Linked DNA regions of Homo sapiens: region 1 is linked to region 2. Evidence: chromatin loops called from intact Hi-C (ENCODE). Cell type or tissue: gastrocnemius medialis. All regions are shown on one strand. Links, peaks and the distances in the headings refer to the core of each region. The heading gives the core; the rest is flanking DNA. Region 1 has its middle 42 kb from the start of MIR3122. Region 2 overlaps LINC02608 (long intergenic non-protein coding RNA 2608).

Evidence for each region. Hi-C counts contacts between places; a loop is a spot of excess contacts. Peaks named below come from ENCODE experiments on the same cell type or tissue, not always from the same donor. Only the 100,000 strongest peaks of a DNase experiment are listed, where the experiment ranks them.
Region 1: it touches region 2 in a loop (2.3-fold over the local background); 3 of 110 quality-filtered maps call a loop at or near these places.

What each region holds. Positions count from the first base shown.
Region 1 is chr1:212,117,812-212,120,726 of GRCh38, reverse strand. No RefSeq gene overlaps it. Among named protein-coding and RNA genes, the nearest start is that of MIR3122, 42 kb to the right of the region's middle. In gastrocnemius medialis, for the core only: no CTCF peak of the experiment used is centred there; a DNase peak (open chromatin) is centred at 1,146; H3K27ac peaks cover 2,272 bases.
Region 2 is chr1:212,233,504-212,236,418 of GRCh38, reverse strand. The region is part of intron 2 of LINC02608 (long intergenic non-protein coding RNA 2608); the gene reads left to right. Among named protein-coding and RNA genes, the nearest start is that of LINC02608, 50 kb to the left of the region's middle. In gastrocnemius medialis, for the core only: no CTCF peak of the experiment used is centred there; a DNase peak (open chromatin) is centred at 1,588; H3K27ac peaks cover 2,500 bases.

The sequences.
Region 1 (2,915 bases), core at 109-2,608, 120 kb after region 2:
CTCAGCCACCGGAGTAGCTGGGATTACAGGCATGCGCCACCACGCCTGGCTAATTCTGTATTTTTAGTAGAGACGGGGTTTTTCCATGTTGGTCTCGAACTCCCGACTGCAGGTGATCCACCTGCCTTGGCCTCCCAAAGTGTTGGGATTACAGGCGTGAGCCACTGTTTCTGGCCCCAATTCCTTTATTTCATAAGCATATTTAATATGAGAGAAATTGAATTCCTAAGAAAAAATCCCAAGGAATCAATAGGATATACTTTTAAAGAAAAAGGTGGGTCAGCATATAGGAAATTAAGATATTAATGGCTACTCACCTAGAGCCCAGACTTGGGGGATCTGGATGGGTCTAAGGAAGACTGGAGATTTAAGGGAACCAGATCTACTATCCAAGAGCCATGAGTATCCCCAGGGCTGAGTCTGGTTCTATCTGTTTAGCAGAAATTAACCCAAAGGCTGGTCTCAAAGGTTCTCAGGGCCAGTTAGCTCAAGTTTCCAGAGCACTGTGCTCAAAGGATCACAAGTTTGACCTTTGTGATTATGCGACAACTAATGTCACTCTGTTTTCACATTAGACTGAGCCCTAGCTGTAGCCAGGAGCATCACTGGGGACACATGGAGGACTGGCTGGGAGAGTGTGAGTGGCATCCCTGCCTTTGGAAACCAGCTCAAAGTCCACTCTAGCTCAAACTGCTCACTTTAACAAACACCTCAAGTTTGTGTGTGTTCCGCATGTCACCATCATTTTAGGTAATTTTCAAAGAACAAGTGAGCAGCGAAAGAATACAAGGCTCACTCCTAAGGGACTTCAGGCTGAGGCACTAGCCCAGCTGGGATGACCAATGAGATTGACTCCTTCAAGAAGTAAGAACTCCTTTAAGAAGTAAAGACTCCATTCTCCCTGTCTTCGGTGAAGTCACATAACTCGTCTTTCTCACAGGGCCTGCCTCTCTGGGCACCTCAGCCAGTGCCTGCAGGGCTGGTTATCCAAGCTCACACTGAGAGCTGTCGCTGAGTGTCAGGCACACAGAACCAGAGGGCTGGGCCTTTGACAGCAGCTCCAAAAATAAGGTGCCAGGCCCTGCTTCTCACTTTCCCCTTGTGCCCTGTGAGCTGCTGGCATTGCCTTTGGAGCCATTACTCAGCAGGCTGAATGTAGCAGAAATAGGATGCTGCTTTGACTCAGGAGCCCAGATTCTTTCTCGGGCTGAGTCCTGCAAGCCTGTCTCTTGCACTGCAGTGGAGGGCCCTGGCAGGGCTATGTGGGGACATAACCTGGCCTCTCACTCTCACTTCCTGGCAGGGCAGTAATCCAGGACAGCGTTTTGCTGCTAACTATCCCTGGGCTTTTGCAGGTGTCTCTGTGCCCCTGGGCTGTACAGCACCAGCTATCTGGTGAACACCCTTTCCTTACCTCCTCCATTCTTTTCACACACACTCCTTCCCCCTTCTCATCCTAAATGAAAACCTGGCCTGCCACCAGGCCCCATCTCTCTTCCTCAGGGTCAGAACAGGCTGACATTCTCCAACCTCCTGACCCCAGCTTCTCCAGACCCCGGCTTCCCCACCCTTCTTGGGCACATCATCCTGTTTTACTGCTGGCTCAGTCCACTCAACTGTTCGCTGGTGTCCAGCACATTCTCTTGCCCTCCTCAGTGGCTTAACACCTGCCTTGTAGCTTTCATGACAACTTCCTCTTCTGTCACCTGTTTTTTTACTTTTCTGGTATCTTAGCTTCACTATTGTTTTCTAAAACCTACAAATAACATCTGCCCAACCTGTCATTCACTGTAACAAATATACTTTGGACATGGGCATCAGAATGGCCCATATCATACCAAATTCTTACAACCCTACTCTGACCACAAACATCTTAGCTTCTTTCTACCTGTCTGCTTCAGGTAATTCTTCCTCACCTGCTCACCCTTCCCAGAATCTCTTGCACCCTCCACATCCAGCCTGGATCCCTTGGCCTGCCGTTTCCAGGGTGCCCATGGGTCCCGCATACTTTCACTCTTCCCTGGGTCGCCTGTGCTGACTTCCCACCTTGGGTAATCCCTACCTCAGTTTTCTTTGGCTCTGCTCCCAGATTGCTGAGTGCAGCTGAAAACGTACAAGCTCTCTGTGGTGTTGGAGCCTTCAACAACCCATTCCATTAAGACCATGTGTGTCTGACTGTCTTCCCCACCATTTGCACTTCAAGGTAGGGACTTTAGCACCCCCAGGATAATCATAAAAAGTTAAAATGTAGTACACGACTGACACTTGCCTAGGCACCTTACATATATAGTAATTTATTTAATCCTCCGATGACAACAGAGAAAGCACTGTTATCACCTTTCCTGTTTTTCAGTGAGGACACTGGGGCTCAGAGAAATGAAGTAACTTGCATAAGGTCACAGGATCAGTAGATAGCAGAGTCAAGATTATGGTATCTGGGTGACACATTTATACTGTTCTCTTCTTAAGAGCTCTGTGGAAAGTTTGCTGACTTTCATCAGAGCTTCTGCTGCAGCTAGCAATCTTTTAAATCATCCCCAGTTCACTCTTAATTGGACGTATGTATATTTCTTTTTTTTTCTTTTTTGAGATGGAGTCTTGCTCTGTCGCCCAGGCTGGAGTGCAGTGGGGTGATCTTGGCTCACTGCAACCTCTGCCTCCCGGGTTCAAGTGATTCTCCTGCCTCAGCCTCCTGAGTAGCTGGGATTACAGGTGCGCATCACCATGCCCGGCTAATTTTTGTATTTTTAGTAGAGACGGGGGTTTCACCATGTTGGCCAGGCTGGTCTCAAACTCCTGACCTCGTGATCTGCCCGCTTTGGCCTCCCAAAGTGCTGGGATTACAGGCGTGAGCCACTGTACCCAGTGGATGTATGTATATTTCATTTCTGACTCTTTAATACTTCTGGTAAATT
Region 2 (2,915 bases), core at 318-2,817:
ACCCACCCAGGTCCTCATTGGGGAAGGCCAGAGGATCTACTCTGCCTTTTCCAAACCTAAAGGAGCTCTTGGAAGGGTCATCAGGAAGACAGAAAGAAATAGGACCTATTAAGGAACTAACATGCAAATAATGACAGTAAGATAAGATTGTGTTAACAGACTTGTAAGGAGTTTTATATGAGCACCCAAACCAAAAACTACCAGTGCCTGCAGGGATCCAGAAACCTCACCAAGGAGGATGCCCAGGGAAGGAACTGAGGCCTAGGGAAGCTGCAGGCCTGGGAGGTTACATGGTTTCTCCACTGAAGGCAGGCAGCGCTGGTTTTGCAACCTGACTTTCCCCTTGCTAGCGTGGGACTACAACCAGTGACACACCCTGGCATTCCCAGCCTTTATTTTCATTGTGCAGCTGTCTGATTGGGTGGGTCCCTACACTAAAATGGAAAAGATAACGACTACAAAATTGAATTACACCGTAGACAGATTCTTTATTACCACCACCAAGCACTCACTGATTACCCAGCTCCTTTTAGATTGAGCGAGTTTGACCAATGGAGTGGAGGCATATACTAAGCTCAGCATCTCTGGGTCCCTCCCCACTGTAGCTAAGTTCCCAGCCATGGTACTGTTGAGGCCCTAAGTTCCCAGGGTGAAGATCTGACTATGACACCAACAGGCAAATCAGGACAACAATCATCTTAGTCCCACACCAGTTTCTCAACAGAAGCTAACAACTTACATTGATTAAATGTCGGCTAAGCATCAGGCACTCTGATGAGTGCTATATATACATTGTATATATACAATGAATCAGGTACATTATTATGTCTATTTCTTTTTTTTCGTTCTTTCTTTCTTTTTTTTTTTTTTTTTTTTTGAGACAGAGTTTTGCTCTTGTTGCCCAAGCTGGAGTACAATGGCTCAATCTCGGCTCACTGCAACCTCTGCCTCCCGGGTTCAAGCAAGTCTCCTGCCTCAGCCTCCCAAGTAGCTGGGATTAACAGGTGCGTGCCACCACATCTGGCTAATTTTTGTATTTTTCGTAGAGACAGGGTTTCACCATGTTGGCCAGGCTAGTCTCGAACTCCTGAGCTCAGGTGATCCACCTGCCTTGGCCTCCCAAAGTGCTGAGATTACAGGCGTGAGCCACCGCTCCTGGCCTATTATGCCTATTTCACAAATGAGGAAATTTTAAGAGATTAGGTCACTTGCCCAAGGTTGGCCCACTGAACCATGAACTCCAGGAGACTAAGGACTGCTTTATTTCTGATGCCTCCCTCACACCCAGAACGGTGCTAGACACAGGGAAGATGTTCAATTAAAAAAAATTCCTAAATGGATGAATGAACAAGTACTAAATGCTGAAGCAAAGAGGAATGTGTTCTCCAGAAAGAGAATGAGAAATATAAATGGACAAGCAGAGAGGAAGATATTCCGTAGGCTAACTAGAAGAGCTGTAATAATCTACAGCTCTTTTAACCTTCCCTTTATCCTTGTAGCTTTCCCATTGAGTGTTTTCAATGGGAAATGTCTAACTGCTCTGTGGGTGTACACCACGGCCAGTTGCTAATTTTGGAACACTTGTGAATCCTGGGCCCAGAGTCATGACCAATACTGGTGAGTCATACTCCCCATACAGAGCTCCCTACACACTGCCTGTCAGAAAAAAAAAAAAAAAAAAAAAAAGCAAAACAGAAGTTGCCATCTCATCCTTTGCTCTAGTTGCCTCATTTTACCTTCTGAAATGATGGAGGAAGTTCTGCTGAGGATGGGGTCAGGGTAACAGCAGACTTCTGAATAACTCTGCACCCCCAGAAACCTGCAAAGGACACAGGCCCTCTTGGTGGTCTCCTCCTGGATGCCTTGCTTTCTCCTGGAAGAGTCCTCCCTTCCACCCCGGATATCACTGTGAACCTGTAAGTGGCAGTACCTTCTTTCTAGTAGGCAATGTCTACTGTGCCATCCTAGGCAGGTATAATACATAAAATAACCTGTCACCTGGGACCATTAGCTTCTTTAACAAAGGACAAATTTCATTCCATACTGGAGAGAAAGGTTTTAAAATACAAGTGTCCTGGAGAGAGGAAACATGTTGACTTAAAGTCACACAAACGTGCAAAGACCTGACAGCAGTCCTTTCTGGGGCAGAAAGAAAGCAGAGAGCTCAGGGGGATAGAACCCTCGAACACGGACTATTGGGTACTTCAGATCCAACCTGTGGACTCTCATTCAGGTTGGGGGTTATTAATTTTTTTTTTTTTTGAGACGGAGTCTGGCTCCGTGATCTCAGCTCACTGCAAGCTCCGCCTCCCGGGTTCATGCCATTCTCCTGCCTCAGCCTCCCGAGTAGCTGGGACTACAGGCACCCGTCAACATGCCTGTCTAATTTTTTTGTATTTTTTAGTACAGATGGGGTTTCACTGTGTTAGCCAGGATGGTCTTGATCTCCTGACCTCGTGATCTGCCCGCCTCGGTCTCCCAAAGTGCTGCGATTACAGGCGTGAGCCACTGTGCCCAGGCCTATTGGGGGTTATGCAGGTTCCTTTGCTTGGCCATGGTAGATGGCTAAGTCTTTGCTTCCAAGTTCTTTTGACCATGAGACATGTAGAGCCAGGGAGGAAAGAGAAAATCCAAACCAGGTCACTGTTACCTGTGAATAACATCTTGATCGAGTTCTGAGAAGAGGAGTGATGATACTAAAGGTTAAGTGGAGGTTTTCACTCCTCTTCAGATTTTGACTTTTATAACTTTGCCATTCCTTTACTGTAGAGAACTGAGAAAGAATAGTATATGGGCATGTGAGGAGATTCCAGCTGCATAAGCAGATCATGAATGTTTCCAGTGCCAAGTCCTCAGCCAAGAGTGCCCCAGGAGTTTCATTCCTACTAACCAACCTGGGTAACACAGGCATAAGA